2 separate regions of the Homo sapiens genome follow, and region 2 is linked to region 1. A link is a loop called in an ENCODE intact Hi-C map of the cell type or tissue named here. Cell type or tissue: chondrocyte. All regions are shown on one strand. Region 1 overlaps TAFA5 (TAFA chemokine like family member 5). Region 2 overlaps TAFA5 (TAFA chemokine like family member 5).

Evidence for each region. A loop is a pair of places that touch in the nucleus more often than their neighbours do. Peaks named below come from ENCODE experiments on the same cell type or tissue, not always from the same donor. Only the 100,000 strongest peaks of a DNase experiment are listed, where the experiment ranks them.
Region 2: a loop joins it to region 1, with 4 times the contacts of the local background. A loop is called at or near these places in 2 of 110 quality-filtered maps.

What each region holds. Positions count from the first base shown.
Region 1 is chr22:48,742,481-48,750,480 of GRCh38, reverse strand. It overlaps TAFA5 (TAFA chemokine like family member 5), which reads right to left. Exons shown (of 4, transcript NM_001082967.3): 4 at 1-642. The coding sequence ends at 634. Among named protein-coding and RNA genes, the nearest start is that of MIR4535, 34 kb to the left of the region's middle. In chondrocyte, no CTCF peak of the experiment used is centred here; DNase peaks (open chromatin) are centred at 570, 3,490, 4,564, 6,060 and 5 weaker places.
Region 2 is chr22:48,688,239-48,696,238 of GRCh38, reverse strand. All of the region lies in intron 2 of TAFA5 (TAFA chemokine like family member 5), which reads right to left. Among named protein-coding and RNA genes, the nearest start is that of MIR4535, 88 kb to the left of the region's middle. In chondrocyte, no CTCF peak of the experiment used is centred here; no DNase peak of the experiment used is centred here.

The DNA.
Region 1 (8,000 bases):
TGCTCCTGGGGTGGAGGCCTCCACCACGGCCGCCCTCTCCGCTCCGCCGGGGCCACCAGCATGTCTCTGCCACCATTGCCCTCCCGCCCGCACAAGCGACCCCAGGGACCCTGACAGTGAGGGTGCGTCCAGGTTCAGATAGATTTTGCTCTTTGGTCTATGGAGTATACTGAAAGTATAAGAAAATAAAAGCAATTCGGACAGTCTGGGGCACGGGAGGAGGCCGCTTCTGTGCCTGACAGTCCCCTGGGGCAGGCGTCGTGTCTCAGGCGGGCTGGGCTGCAGCCTTCTGTGGCTGCCGGAGCTGCCTCCTCCTCCTCCTCCTCTGAGGACAGCAGGGCCAACGCCACGGTCGGCGGGGGCTGGGCGCGGCCGGGCTCCCACAGACTGCGTATTGCTGATGCCAGGTGCCGCCCCCCGCCTATGTGTCTGAGTCCGGCCTCCTCGGGTCGGCTGGACAGACCGAAGCTCAGGATGCCAAGGCCTGAGGCCGTCCTTCACGGACCACAGGGAAACGGAGTGGGCGGGCGGCAGAGAACGGGTGAAGTCCGAGGCGAGTGGAGAACTGTGGCTGAGACGTGGGCTCTCCAGGGAGCCAAGGCCACTCCCGGGGCCCCTCAGGGGCTGTGTTTGTCAGGAGACCTGAGGAGCAAAGAGAGAGAGAGGGTGAGCCTCCTGCAGACGCTGCCCAGGGCCACAGGGAACACAGGCTCCTCTTCCCTCCCCGGCTCCTGCCAGCCGGCCTCCTGGAGGGCCTGAAACGAAGAGCTCATCCTCAGTGCTGTGAGGGACATCCAGGCCACCAGACAGTGCCCCCAAATCCCCACCCTTCCTTGTGTCTCGGGAGAGTGGGGCGCCCTCTGTGCACGACCTGGAGGGGCTGTCAGCCTCGGCCAGAGGCCTTCCCACCCCACTTGCCGGCTTCCTTCCTCTATGCAGCCATATCACTTTGCCACTCCACAGCTCAAGAACCATCTGTGGCTCCCTATTCCCTGTATCCAATTCAAACCCCTCCCAGCTTCCTGGGCCTCTGAGGCCACAGACTGCAGAGCTCACCCAGAATGGTCGCTGCAGGCTGGGGGACCTGGCCGCACCCCCACCACGGAGCCACCCTCCCCTGGCCATCCACGCCGGGCCTCTACAGGTCTGTGTGCCATTCCCGTGGCTGCCCAATCAAATGACCACATACTGGGGGATGGGGATCTGAAAGAGCAGTTAGTTCTTCTTGCCCAGACTCAAGGTGTGGACAGGGCCTGTTCCTGCTGGAGGATCTGAGGGAGGGTCCACTCCAGGCCCCCTAGGGGTTTCTGGTGCTCCAAGCAATCCTCAGTGCTCCTTGCCCGGGAGACGCATCGTCCTGATCTCTGCCTCCATCCTCACACGGTCCCCATGTCGACACAGACCCTGTCCCATCTGGCCCCGGGAGTATTCTCTTCAACAGGAGGCAGAGGCCCTGGGGCTCAGCTTCCCCCTGACACTCACCCTTTCCCTGGGCCCCAGGCAGCCCTGAGAATCTGCCCTTGAACCGACCTTGGCCAGGAAACTCATCATGGGACCCTGGCCCTGCTGAAAGTTCTGAGCCCACCCTGATGCTGTCTCCTGGGCGGGCACCTCCAGGCACCTGCCCACCTGGGTTAGGCCTCATCTGCCTTGTGTTAAATTCCTTACTCAGCCAGGGGCGGTGATGATGAGGGTCTCGCAACTGCAGGGCCTCCCCAAATCCCAGGTTCCGTCAGGGCCAGGGGTCATCTCCAGCACCCTGGCCAGCTGCGGTTCCTGAGCTCCTGGGCGCCAGTCACTGCTCTGGGAACGACCTTGCCGTCACCTTGTCATAGCCTCGTCTACCCAACGGGGCTGTGGGATTAGAACCCACACTCAACAGGACCTGAGGCTCAGGGGTGAGGGGACCTGCCCCGGGGACAGAACAGCCCCATGGCACACCTTTGAGACAGGGAGCCTCAGACGCCTTCCCAACCTGGCTTCCTGGAGCTGCCACCACGGCCGTTCTGCCTGTGGCCCAGCCAGCCCTCTCTGCCTGTGGACACTTGTGGCCTGGGTCACAGCTGGTGTGTCTCCTCACTGCACCCCTGGGGCCTGGAAAGGAAGCTGGCTCTGAGCTCCCCTCTGCTGGGTCCACGGGCGCTCGGTCATCCACAGTCCAAGGCCAAGGCCTGTGTCCTGCAGTCTGCAGCCGTTGTTCCAGAACCCAGTCCCCAGAGGGCTCAGAATTGGCCCCAGAGTGAGCTTGCCATCACACCGGGCTGTGGATGCCCAACAAGCTGGCATGAACGGTGTGGTCCCTAGCTGCCTGCTTCACCTGCGGGCACCTGATGCTTGGCCCACACAAGCCTTTCCATCAGGAGTGACCGGAGGGCGTGGTCCTGAGCCTGTGGAGCGCGTGTTCAGCTTACATAAGAGGTTTACCCTGTGCTCAGACACAAACAACAGAACCAAACCTCCCAGCTCCATTCATCCAGGTAAATGATACTTTCTCTTCCTCACTAGAAGTTTCCATCTGACGTTAAGGTCAGGAGGAGCCTGCTGTATGAAGGAACACGCTATTCTTTTTTTTTTTTTTTTTTTTTAGACAGAGTCTTGCTCTGCTACCCAGGCTGAAGTACAGTGGTGCGATCTCGGCTCACCGCAACCTCTGCCTCCCCCGTTCAAGTGATCCTCCTGCCTCAGCCTCCTGAGAAGCTGGGACTACAGGCATGCGCCTCCATGCCGGGCTAATTTTTATATTTTTAGTAGAGATGGACTTTCACCATGTTGGCTGGGCTGGTCTCAAACTCCTGACCTCAGGTGATCCGCTCACCTTGGCCTCTCAAAGTGCTGGGATTACAGGCATGAGCCACTGTGCCTGGCCAGAACACGCTGTCCTGAATGGAGCCCATACTAAAGGTTCCAGTAAACAGTAAGAAGAAAGCAGCAAGACAGCGTGAAGACCATGGTGCCACCTCCACGGACCCCTGGGACGAGGGACACTGTATCTTGGGAAAAACCCAAGTGGAATCAGGGAGGCCACTCTGGAAATACATACCGAATCCCAGCCATGTTCAGGAAGCCTTTGGCTTCTTTCCTGGGGCTGCTCCCTGAAGGTGCAGAGCCAGGTCACAACCAAGGCCCCAACGCTTCCTGCACCCCAAGGCCAGGTCCACGAGAAGGGCTGGAGCGGCTGTGGTTGGTTGCTGCTGTTCAAATCACCATGCAGAACATCAGGGACTCAGGCTACAGGGCATTCATTCTAGCAATCCCAGCAGGCGTCCTGAGCTGCAGCAGGTCATCTTCACAGGGAACCTTCTCCAGTCCCAGGGCCCCTTAGTTCTTAGGCTGAGCAGCAAAGTGCATTAGGGCAGGGCAGGGCCGGGCGGGAATGGTGACACCATGGTGGCCTCCAGTCCTGTTGGCTCATGGTGTCCACTCCCCTGCCCTCCGCCCTCCTAGCCTGTGAACCACTCCTTCCTGGGCTCCAGGGCGTTGAGCCCACTCTGTAGGGTATGGGCGAGGGTCCTACTGGAAGGGAGGTGCTGGCCACCAGCCTCCTGAGGACATGGGGGTCCGGTACCCATCAGGCTGGTGAGCTGCCTGAGGATGGCTGCCGGGGTGGGACGGGGAGCTCAGCAGGCACCAGGCCCCAGGGGTGCGGAGCAGGCTGACCCTCTGCTGAGGAAGCAGGCTGCCATCCCAATCCACCCTGATGACAGGTGACGAGGCCCCTCCGGCTTCTGTCCTGTAACAAGGCTGGACTAGGCTGCCACCTGGTAGGAGGCCAAGCTAGAACCCCTCTTCCCAGGGCGGGGCACACCTCCCGGGTCCGAATGCTGCAGCAGCAATTACTATCTGAACATCCACTTACTCTCTGAGCGTCCCCCTGTGCCTCAGTTTCTCCATGTGTAAACACACACCCACTTCCTGAGTTAGTGCTATGGCTTGAAGAGATCTAATAGAGCCAGCACCACGTGAGCATCTCTCTTTTTTTTCTTTAACAAGACGGGGTCTGGCCTTGTCACCCAGGCTGGAGTGCAGTGGTGCGATTGCAGCTCACTGCAGCCTTGAACTCCTGGGCTCAAGCCATCCTCCCACCTCAGCCTCCTGAGCAACTGGGACCACAGGCACGTGCCACCATGTCCAGCTGATGTCAATGTCTCTTATGTTGAAAATGAGAGTGACGGGTGACTGGGGTGTCTGCCTGCCTGACGAGTGGGGTGCTTCCTGAACGGCACGGGGTGGAGGCCAGCCTGAAAGCCCAGAATGCCCTGGACGACTTCACTGAGAGCAGAAAGACAACACCGAGAAGGGCCAGGCCCAGTGCCAGCCAGAAACCACAAGGACAGGGGCCGGAGGCGACCAAGCTACTCAGCCCAGGCGGATCCTGGGGACACACGCCCTTTCCTTGAATGGACGCTGAATGTGCCCCAGTGAGGGACACAAGGACCCCAGCCCATCGCTGTCTCCTGGAGGCTGCATCCTGTGTGTGCAGCTCACACACCTCTCTCCCCGGGACAGTGTGCCCCTGCGGGTCTCACAGGTGGCAGCTCCCGCTCTCACGCAGGAGCTCAGCTCACCGGCCCGCCCTCCTCTGACGCGTGTGTGGTGAAGCGAGGCCTCTCAGGACCTTCCTTCCCGTGGTGCTGCCAGGAGAGGTGCCTGACACCAAGCTCCAGCCTGTGGGACCAGGGGCAGAAGAGCCACGGTTTATATGAAATCTTTGGGCCGGTGCTGACACCTCCCGGGCCCCCTCCAAGTACCCACGTGGACCACAGTGGACAGAAGAGGCATCTGACAGGAGGCACCGCTGCTGCCCCAGATGAACAGTCATCAGCTGAGACTGAAGACGGAGTGAATTCTAGGACCTCAGGTAACTCCTGTAACGCCAAAATACAGGGCTGAGCCATTGAACACTATGTCATGTGTGTGCTCAGGGTGAACCCCGGACAGGCCAGCTGCCGACGACAAAGCCGTGTGTGCCCATGCTCAGGGTGAACCCCGGACAGGCCAGCCGCCAACGACAAAGCCGTGTGTGCCCATGCTCAGGGTGAACCCCGGGCAGGCCAGCCGCCGACGACAAAGCCGTGTGTGCCCATGCTCAGGGTGAACCCCGGGCAGGCCAGCCGCCGACGACAAAGCCGTTGTGTGCCCATGCTCAGGGTGAACCCTGGACAGGCCAGCCGCCGACGACAAAGCTGTTGTGTGCCAATGCTCAGGGTGAACCCCGGACAGGCCAGCCGCCGCCGACAAAGCCGTGTGTGCCAATGCTCAGGGTGAACCCTGGACAGGCCAGCTGCCGATGACAAAGCTGTGCCCTGTGCAATGAGCCTGCTCCACCAAAGAGCCAGGACTGGGTAGCAGACTCGGGTTCAGGGCTCAGGGCTGCTGAGACACCCTCACAGGCTAATGGTCCCAGGGATGAGACAGAACCCACTCCTGCCGGGCGCAGTGGCTCACGCCCGTAATCCCAGCACTTTGGGAGGCCAAGGCAGGTGGATCACCTGAGGTCAGGAGTTCGAGACCATCCTGACTAACACGGTGAAACCCCGTCTCTACTAAAAGTACAAAAGCAGGCCATGGTGGTGCATGTCTGTAATCTCAGCTACTCGGGAGGCTGAGGCAGGAGAATCGCTTGAACCTGGTAGGCAGAGGTTGCAGTGAGCCGAGATCGTGCCACTGCACTCCAGCCTGGGCAACAAGAGTGAAAACTCTGTCTCAAAAAAAATAAAGAAAAGAAAAAAAGGAACCCGCCCCCTGCCTCCCAGGGCTGCGGAAGCACAGAGAAAAAGATGTTCGTAAAGGTGCTCTGGAAATGTAAGAAACCACCCAAGTTAGGACCGTGTCGCCGGAAGAGCACACAGGTTTAGCACCGCTCTCTAACGAGGAGGCTGTGTCTGCAGAGCGACTTTGCCGAGTGCCCTGCAAAGCCCATTTCCCCAAGGCTGCAGGGCTGAGGGAATCAGTGGGGGCTCTACAACTTGACTGGGACCCGGCTCCAATCCCACGAACCACACGGGTCATGGCCTGGGGAGGGCCACCAGGTATCGATGCCTCCAGGCCTTCCCTGCTCGCCACACCGCTCCAGCCTTCATCTCACGAGACTCCAAAAACATCTCCTTTTCAGGAGGTGAAGCTGCCCAAGGGTGGCCCTCATCTGGGGTCACCAGAGAACCACAGTCTGTGGCCCCCACCTTGGAGCCTGAGTCAGCCACCCTCTACAGAGCGATGCTCAACGCACAGGGCCCAGAGCTCCCCTCGGTCTCCTTGATCCCACCAAGAAATGTCAGGGACTAAGGGCCATCATGGAGCCAGCATCGTCCTTAGGGCCAGCCCCTTCCTCACGGCCGAAGACACACATTCTGGGAACGAGGCCACCCCCGTGCCGTGGGGCTGCACAAGTGCAGGGTTCAGGGATGACTCCATCTCGACAGAACAGCCTTGGCAGGCGCAACTCGGAGCTTCCCCGACGGCAAACCCAGCCCTAGGACTGAAACTACGCAGAAAAATTAACAAGTAAAATCCCCCAAACTCATCACGACTGGTGTGATCACTGAAGCCAGACACAGTGCCCCAGGCCACCAAGCAACACTCGGCTGCTGTAGGGCAGGTGGGGGCATCGGCTGAGGAATGTGCGGACGGATCATCTGTTTATCTGTCAAACATTTATCCATCTGCCATAAACAAGGCACCTGACTCAGGAGGGCGGCAAAGACGAATGCAGGCAGGGTTCTTTCCCTCAGGGTAGAGGAGCTCCCCCAACACAGCTGGGCTGGCAGATTGGACATCAGAGACGTCAGCGCCTCGGCTGCCCACGGCGGGGCCCAGCTCCCCCACAGTCCGCTCCTGGCCGTGGTACGCCGGAATGAGGACGCACCTGGCAGCCCTCCCCCTCCTCCATGAGCTCAGGAATGAAGACTGTGCTGTACTAGACTTAGTCCTCTGTTGAGGCTGAACTGTGTTCTACAGTAACAGACATGAAGATCCTGACCCCATACCTGTGCATGGGGTCTTACTTGGCAGCAGGTTCTAGCAGATGTGATCGAGTTAGAATGGGGTCGTATCAGATTAGGGTGGATACCACTCCCTTACAGGGAGAAGGAAATCTGGACTCAGGGCAAACACACAGAGCAGCAGGCCCCATGCAGACAGAGACAGAGGCGGGAGCCACGCAGCCACAGCGGCTGCAAGAGGCAGGGAGGACCCTCTGCTGGAGCCTCCCAAGGGAGCACGGCCCAGCAGACACCGTGACCACAGACGTCTGGACCCCCGAACCGGAAGAATGGCAGGAGGAGGCAGGGAGGACCCTCTGCTGCTGCCTCCTGCGGGAGCACGGCCCAGCAGACACTGTGACCACAGACGTCTGGACCCAGAACAGTGAGAACGGGTTTCATGGTTTGAAGCCACCGGGTGTGTGGCATTTTGTTCCAGCGGCTCCCGGAGACTCACACAGCTTGGACACTGTGCCTGACCCGAGTGAGTCCTGGGGATGTTGACTGGAATCCGGGGGCTGCTGAGCCTGCGTCCCAGGGCTGGGCTGAGGGCGGGGCCAGGCAGCATTGCCCCAACATGTCCGCACTGTGGGGGCCCCGCGTGTGGGCTGCATGGAGGCAGCAGAGGGCCCTCCTCACACCGTCAGTCCCTTGGGCTTCATCGCACCTGAGCTCCCAGCTGGGGACTCAGCCCCGCTGAGCACCCCAGGCCATCTCTCCTCTTCTAATACACCATGCTGCCCAGTCCACCATAATGCCTGCTCCACTGTGCTGCCGGCTTCACCACACCACCCGGCCCACCACGTCGCCTGGTCCATCACACTGCCCGGTCTACCACGTTGCCTGGTCCACCATGCGGCCCGGTCTACCACGTTGCCTGGTCCACCATGCGGCCCGGTCCACCATGTCGCCTGGTCCATCACGCTGCCCAGTCTACCACGTTGCCTGGTCCACCATGCGGCCGGGTCCACCACGTCGCCTGGTCTGCCACGCCACCGGGTCCACCACAACGCCCGCTCCACT
Region 2 (8,000 bases), 54 kb after region 1:
GCGTCTGCAGAGCTCAGGCCCGGGTGGCTGGCACAGTCTCCTTCCTCCCCAGCCTCAGTGTGGGTGTGCAGGGGTCTGAGGGTGGGCAGCCTGCGCCACTTCTCCCATGGCACCCGCCCATCGAACCCCGAGACTGGGATGTACAGCTCTGATTTCACATGCCTCTGAATTCTACGGACCAGGGGTCCGGGGCAGGTGGGGTTGAGGGTCTGAGTGGACCCCAGTTGACCCAGCTCATCGAAGTCCCAAACAGCCTATATGCTCTCGAGTGCTGACCCTCTGCGTCCTGTCTGTGTGGTGGTCAGCAGGATGGCTGTGTGGCCCTGTGGTGCTTGAAAGCCCTACACTAGGGACTGAGTGATGCTGTATGCAGAACTTGAAGCCAGCCACGCTGACTCCCCTCGCCAGGACTCTGGTGACGCCAGAGGGCCCGCCTATTTTTTTCCAGCACCAGGAAGCCCCAGCCAATCTCTCAAAGAGTCGGCAGCTCAGGAAGGTGCCCCTGCTGCCCACACCCTGGCCAGGTGCCCTTGCCCACCCCCAAACCTGAGAACCACACAACCCATGAAACCCATGAAGAGAAGCCAATTGTCCATAGGACTGTTCCTTGGTCTGACGTCACAGGGAGGAACATGCTGGCTACTCCAGGGGAACAGACAGACAGGCACAAGTGGTGCTCCTTTGCCTGAGACCGTGGCCATAACATTACTCAGCTCAACACCCAAGCCCCGAGGTGCTCATGAACGGCAGGCTTCCCTTGGCAATAAACTTTCCTCATTTCCATTAACACAGAGTTGCTTGCTGTACTCAACAGCTTGGAAAAATGAATCATCCAGAACAAAACCAGTGAGATTCCAGGAGAAATCTTTGGGCATTTACTCAGATATCGTCAGAAACACATCTCAGCTGTCTGAGCTGGGGAGGCTGCTCTCCCTGGCAGTGTCTCACCCAGAAGAGTGTCCCTCGAGTCTCCCAGATCTGGCTGGTGATGGAGGATTCAATCAACAGCATGGGAAAAGGAGTGGGCAACGTTAATACAGACAAATACATACAAATCACACACACACACACAATGTGCACACATACACAAATGCACAAGCACTCAATGCAGACACACAAAGACACACACACCACCTGGCCTCACGAAGTCAAATGGAAATGGGGTATCTCAGAGGTACCACAGAAGAACCCACAGGCAGTAAGTCCTGACACAGGCACTGAGGACGGTCACTGTGAAACCATCTCTGCAGGGCACGTTTGAAGCTCACAGGAGGGCTCAGGGCTCCCGTTTCTGCCCGATGGGAGGCAGCACTTTGAGGCCTGACCTCCCCAGTGGTCCCAGCCTGGGGCAGGAAGGCTCACAGGCAGGTGGGGGTGGAAGTCTGGAGCGGCGGGGGGTGGGGGCGGAGGTCGGAGCGGCGGCGGGTGGGGGCGGAGGTCTGGAGCGGTGGGGGGTGGGGGAGGAGGTCTGAGCGGTGGGCAGCCCTTGGTGGTCTTGGAGCTGCTCACAGGCAGCCTCCCCCTGTAGGTCAGCCCTTGCCAGGGCACTGTGGCCCGGGGACACAGAGAACATCAGATGAGGCACTGCCCGGGAGCAGTACCAGATACCCACAGGCTTGGTGACTTGTGACCAGCACATGGGGCAGGGAGGAGGCTTTTGGGGTGAGCGGACACAGCCGGGCTTCCTGGGCTCAGGGCTCAGGAAAAGGCAAACAGGCCCAGAGCACTGGCTGGGAAGCGCCCGTGTTTCTGGGAGGAGTCTCTGTCCCACACCTCCAGAAGAGCCTCCTGCACTCCGGAAGGGCCCCACTCGAAACGTCAGAGCCCAGACACACCAGGAAACGCGCAGGGTGTCCCAGCAGTGCCAGCCTTCCCTGGGGCTATGCCACACAGTCATTTCTACGTATTTGTGTGTATTAATGTTGACCACCCCTTTCCCCAGCTTTCTGAGCGTTGGGGCCCTTGGACAGCTGCCGACTGTCAGGGCCGCCCTGCTGGTCCTCCCAGGGACTGGTATGCTCATTTATTACTGGAATTTTATTATTGATTTCTACCTATGGGGAATCAATTAGCTTCATCTTCACATTACAGAAGAGGACACAGAAGCTCAGAGAGCTCAAGAAGTCTGCCCAAGGTCACACGGCTTACAAGCGGTGATGCTGGAACATGGATGCAGTCAGCCTCCGCGTGGCCTGTGGGCAGGGACCTCAGAGGGGCCCACGGGCTTCCTGAAGAAAGAGGAGAAGCCGACAGCCCAGTGGAGATGCTGAATCGTCTACAGAAGACAGGAGGGTGGCATTCTGGAGCAGGGGACCCCACAGTTTCCCCACCCGGCGGAAACACCCGGGGCACCATCTGTCAGCTGCGTCCATCTGAGATGGCATAGTCAGTAAGATGGGTATAGGTGGCCATGGCTGACCACACCCCACAGCTGGGTCAGGATTGTGGCCTGGAAGATGCAAAGCCCAGGGTAGGCTGGAGGGTTGGGGGAGGCCCTCAGAAACCAAGGCCCGGAGCAGGACTGAGAGAGAGTAGGAATGAGGCCTGGAGCAGGACCAAAGCCCGGTGTGGTGCGGGACTGAGACAGAGAGAGAGCAGGAATAAGGCCCGGGGCAGGACGGGACGAAGGCAGAAAACAGGACCAAGGCCCAGAGCCGGACCAGGGGTGGGAACAGAGTTCCCTGAGCTCCAGGCCCAGCCGCCCCTCCTGCGGGCCTCACCTGCTGGTCTCCTCTGGGACCTCAGGCTATGCTTCCTCATCTACCCATGGTTGAGTCACAGCCATCTGCAAGAGTCGCAGTCCCTCCTTTACTGCCTGCACGGGCTGCACTATGACGCGCACGGATCTCCGACTCACCTGGCCATTCCCGGTGGTGGTACATTTCGGGTGTTTGTGCTTTCCTGGTTTTTCCCTCTTCCTTTCAATTACTCTCTTAGGGCAAATTTCTGGGAGCAGAATTATGGGATGAAAAGGTCTGAGCATTTTCATGGCTCTGGACTCATCCTGCCAGGCTGCTCTGAGGACGAGTGAGGCCCCGTCACTGAGGCCCCTCCAGGCAGACAAGGACGTATTTTCCAGCAGAGGCTTCGACTCGAGGTCACGTCCTGCGCTCAGCTACTGGGAATCCGAGTGGGCGGACAGGGTCGAAGGGCAGCGTTCCAACGGCCTTGGGCCTGAGTAAGTGCCCTTGACAAACACGCTGCTGAGTTCTGCTGAGTTCTGTGAATAGTGAGCACGGGCTCGCGGAGTTCTTACACTGTTCTCAAGATGACGGGGCCCAAGGCGCCGCCGATGCCCTTCCTGCCTCAACGGTGCCCCATCCCTGAGGTGGCCTGGGAGGGGCTCCTGAGGTCCCAAGCAAGCTCTGGGCTGTTCCTGGCCTGGGCCCAACGGGGCCTGAGGTCGGTGACTGAGGACACACGGCTGCTTCCCATTCTGACCTTCCTGGGAACACGCCCCTCGTATGGCCACCTGCACACCGTCACGAGGCTGTCTAGATACGTATGCGTTTTAAATACTACTCCACATGCTGGAGAGCTCTGCGGAGTTCCCCATCCTACAGCACTGCTGTGCCCTGCTGCCACTGCCATCATCATTTATGGGATTCATTTCATATCCTTAACCTTCATCAGACTGTCAGGCTATGACTGAATCCTCTTTCAAAAACCAGGTAAGGGCAGGCATGGTGGCTCAGGCCTGTGATCCCAGCAATTGGGGAGGTCCAGGCAGGAGGATCACTTGAACCCAAGAGTTTGAGACCAGCCTGGGCAACACGGCGAGACTCAGTCTCTTAAAAAATTAAATCAATTAAGTAAATTAAAATAAATCAGGTAAACAAAATTGCCTCTAATGGTCCCAAAATATGCTTCTTGCCTTTCCCATGAGCACAGTCCCAGCTGCCTTGATTAAGCCTGACAGCAAGGAGGGAGGGGCCCAGGGCTGCAGCGGACCCCTGACTCTCAGCAGCCCCATTTGCTGACCTACTGCAGCCCTCCCTGCACTCTGAGGGTCTCACTGTCTGACATCCTGCAGGCTGGAGGCAGCTCTCAGGCCACAGGCCATTGCTGAAGGAAGGGAGGGTCTCCTGGGTGGGCCAGGGCTCAGGTCTCGGTGTCTTCCCAGGAAGACCCTAGCCTCCTCCCCCTGGCACACTGCCCCATCCCAGGTTCAGGGAGGAGTAAACCAGGGCCTCTCTGATTGGGGACAGGAAGGAGGCACCCAGTGTTCCTGCCCTAGGAGCTGGTGGCACAGGCCCCTTTGGAGGACGACTCAGCCCTCCAGGGCACCTAGTGTCAGCTCAGTCCATCCAAGGGGGGCTGTCTCAGGATGGATCCCGTGACAGGGACCTCCTGGAAGCAGTTGGGAGCCAACAAGCACACCTGGGAGGGCCCAGACAGTTGGGGCCCGAGTCTCCACAGGCAGCACCTCGCCATCCCACGAGACTCAACGTCAGCCGCCTGGGGCCCTCCCCGGATGTGCCCAGCACAGAGAGCCAGACACCTGGCCTTCCTCCTGAGCAGACCTGCCAAGGGGCAGGCGCCCCGTAGGGTCCACAGGTGGGGAAAAGCAGAGGTCACCTCCCAGATTATGGCAGGACTGAGCGCCTGCAGCAGGGGCAGAAGAAGAGCCTGCTCCTGGCGCGTCCTCCGTTGCCCAGCCATGCCACTGCGACTGTGAGCCTCTCCAGGCTGCGTTCCTCGCGAGGCTGCATCTGCCCTGGGTGCTCAGCACACAGGCGAACCCAGTTTGCCTCCTCACCTGCGGTCCTGGTGCCCGACACAAGGCGACCCTGTCCTGGCCACGTCTCCATCTTCCCTCTTAGGCCTTGCTGGTTTTGTTACTCAGTAAAGACCGGGAGGATGACGATACCAAAAATGTCAAACGTGAAGTAAAATCTGCATCAGCAGCAGTCCCAGGGCTTTGGAAAGACGGCCCCGCCCATCCTTCCATCAGACCCTTACAGCCACGAGAGGAGGCGGCTCCCTACTTGGCAAACAAGGGAAGGGGCCCAGAAGTGGCCCCTGCACCTCGCACCCGAGCCAGCTTGAGCTTAGGAAGCCCACAGCCCCTGACCACCAATGGTCCCCGGGCCGCCCTGAGGCTTGCCTGGGAGCCTCAGGTATGGAGGGACTTCACCGGCCGCTGCGGCCTCAGGGACTGGCTTCGTGCTTCCTGCTTTACGGCGGGTCTCCTTGACCACTGGAGATTGACGGCGCTCAGGAGGGTCAAGCATCTTCCTGATGCTCACCTAGCTGCTTCCAGGCAGATGCTGTGGGCGCTCTCTGGACCCCATCCAGATGTGGGGTAAGCTCAGGAGGCGAGGCGTCCTCCCTCCACGACAGGCAGCTCTGTGCCTGGATCAACTCATCATAGAAGACAGGGGGCGGGGGCAGCACGGCCCCCCAAGCCTGGGCTGACATAGGTCAGCCCACAGCCTCCTGGGCAGAGGCCAAGGCCACTCATTGGGGCTGTACTTTCCGTGTGCCTCAGGTCACGTCCAGCTTGAGGGACACAGGCCTGTCCCCAAGAGCTCTGATTACATCAGTCCAAGATGCTACACTACAGAGAGGGAGTCCACAGGGCAGCCAGGAGGGCTCCCTAGAAGAGATGAGGTTTAAAGGGTGAATTGCCCACAAAGATAAGAGGGTGACAGCACAGCAGGCAGGAAGGGCCTGCAGGAGGATGCAGGGGCCCTGGCCCTGGCGATGGGCTGGTCATCACTGTAAGCCTGTGGGAGGGCCAGCACCTGGGATCTCGCTACAAGCATGGAGGGGCTGGAGAGGCCAGTAGGGTGGAGGCTGCACACTGGGCACACAGGCCCTGGTACGGCTGTGTGGCTGATACACGTCCCAAAGAGCCACAGTCCTCCATAGCCCCGGCCCTCACACCTGCCTATCACACCCAGACCCACTTTCTGGAATGTGGAGTCCACTCAAGGTGGTTCTCTGTGGGTCTCCAGCACACAGTTACCACCTGGGCCAAGGGGTCATTGTGTGAACACAAGGAGATGGGGTGGGAGAAGGGTCACATCCAGGAACCCGCTGGGAGCCCCGTCCCCTTGCCTGGCAGGCTGAGGACAAATGCAGTTATGAGCATCTTTCCATGCAGGAGGGGTGGGGGGAGCACAGGCCCCTGGCCTCCAGCTGATGCCACAGGGCAGGGTGGACATCTCCACATCCACTGACCCCAGCCAAGCCCACCTCCCCCAGTGCTGTGAGGCCACCTGTGATGGACGCCAGGCCACCAGGGAAGAGGTTGCAAGGCAGAGCGGTGTACAGGGAGCGCTCCCTTGCCGTATCCCTCATCCTGGAGGGACTGGCTCCTGGGGGCAGCAAGGACCTTGCTAGTGACTGAGGGAAGCACCCAGCCAGGCTCAGAGACACTTACACCAACCGGGGACAGGAAAGAGGGTGGTGCAAGGAAGGCCCAAGGCTGTGGCCCCCCTCACCTGTTATGCCAATGATACCAGCCCATCAACCTGCTCTTTCCTGCACAGTCTGGCCCCAGCCCCATGAAAGCACAGCTGGGCTGGCCCAGGGAGCTGGGGTGAGTGGGTGGGGGACAGGCCAGTCTGTCCGCCCGAGGGGCTACACGGGTGACCTAGGACCCCAAACTGAGAGCCAGTGAATAACATCGGCTCAGACTCGGTAAAGCAGCAGGGCCTCAAGATTGAGCAACATCTCACGTCACCACTTTGTCTCCACCCAGAGGACTTGCTCTCAAGTCTGCGCAGGTTCCTCAGGCGTCAGAACCCGACCCTGTGCTTCTGGCCCTGGGTCTGAGGGTACAGGCTGGCCTTTTCTGGGGTGAACGTGTCCCAAGTCAGGGAATCGCTAAATCCCTCTCAGAACTCAGAGCCTGAGGACAAGGCAGACGGGGGTGCTCCAGATGTGGACCCGAGATGTGGGGTTTGCAGGTGGGTGAGAGGCGCCCCATCTCTGGGGTGGGGGTCAGACCCGGTAACGTGTCTACGTCCATCTGCTCCACACTCCCCGCTGCATACGGCGTGCAGACCAGAGGAAGGGTTCCACGCGTTTTTGAAAACCGCGCCTCCCTAACTGCTCTAGCCATCTTGCACATTTGCAGCTGAAGACTTCTGTGAGTACGGGGTCCTCCTGGGAGGCAGGTGCAGAGGCTGGAGGGACCCACACCAAGGACATACATAGGCCATTTCATGTTGTGCTTAGCAGTTAAACTGCAGCACATCAACAAAGGTTTTCTCTCTCTTTTTTTTTTTTTTTTTTTCCGAGACAAGTCTTGCTCTGTCACCCAGGCTGGAGTGCAGTGGTGCGATTTTGGCTCACTGCAACCTCCACCTCCCAGGTTCAAGTGATTCTCCTGCCTCAGGCTCCCAAGTAGCTAGGATTACAGGCATGCGCCACCACACCTGGCTAGTTTTTTATATTTTTAGTAGAGATGGGGTTTCACAATGTTGGTCAGGCTGATCTCGAACTCCTGACCTCAGGTGATCCGCCAGCCTTGGCCTCCCAAAGTGCTGAGATTATAGGCATGAGCCACTGTGCCCAGCCCTCTTTTTTTGTTAAATCAGGACACACTGTTTCTCAGAAACTGGGAAGTCAAGACTCTCCTTTCAGCTAAGCAAGGAGCTTACTTAGAAATGAACCCAGGGAGGAGCCGGCCAGGGAAAGCCACCGTCCCCCGAGCAGCCAGGGGGAGTTAAGAGGCCTGAAGATCTGGCCCTCAGGGGGCAGGAGCCAAGACAGGGCCAAGGCCTTGGGGTGCATGAGGCTGACACAAGACAAGACTCCAGGAGAACACTGAGAAAAGGGCAGCGTGCTCTGGTCCTTGCTATTCAGTGCTGATCTGTTAATCACTCAAAAAAGAAAAATCTGCAAAACCCAGATTACATCTTAAAATTAGATAAAATTTTCTTTCTACAACTTCTAGACAGCATAATTTAGTGGGAACAGTCTTGATAATTATTTTTTCTTTAAATAGTTACAGTAGAATGTATTAATTTTCAAGATGGCTCTCTGAT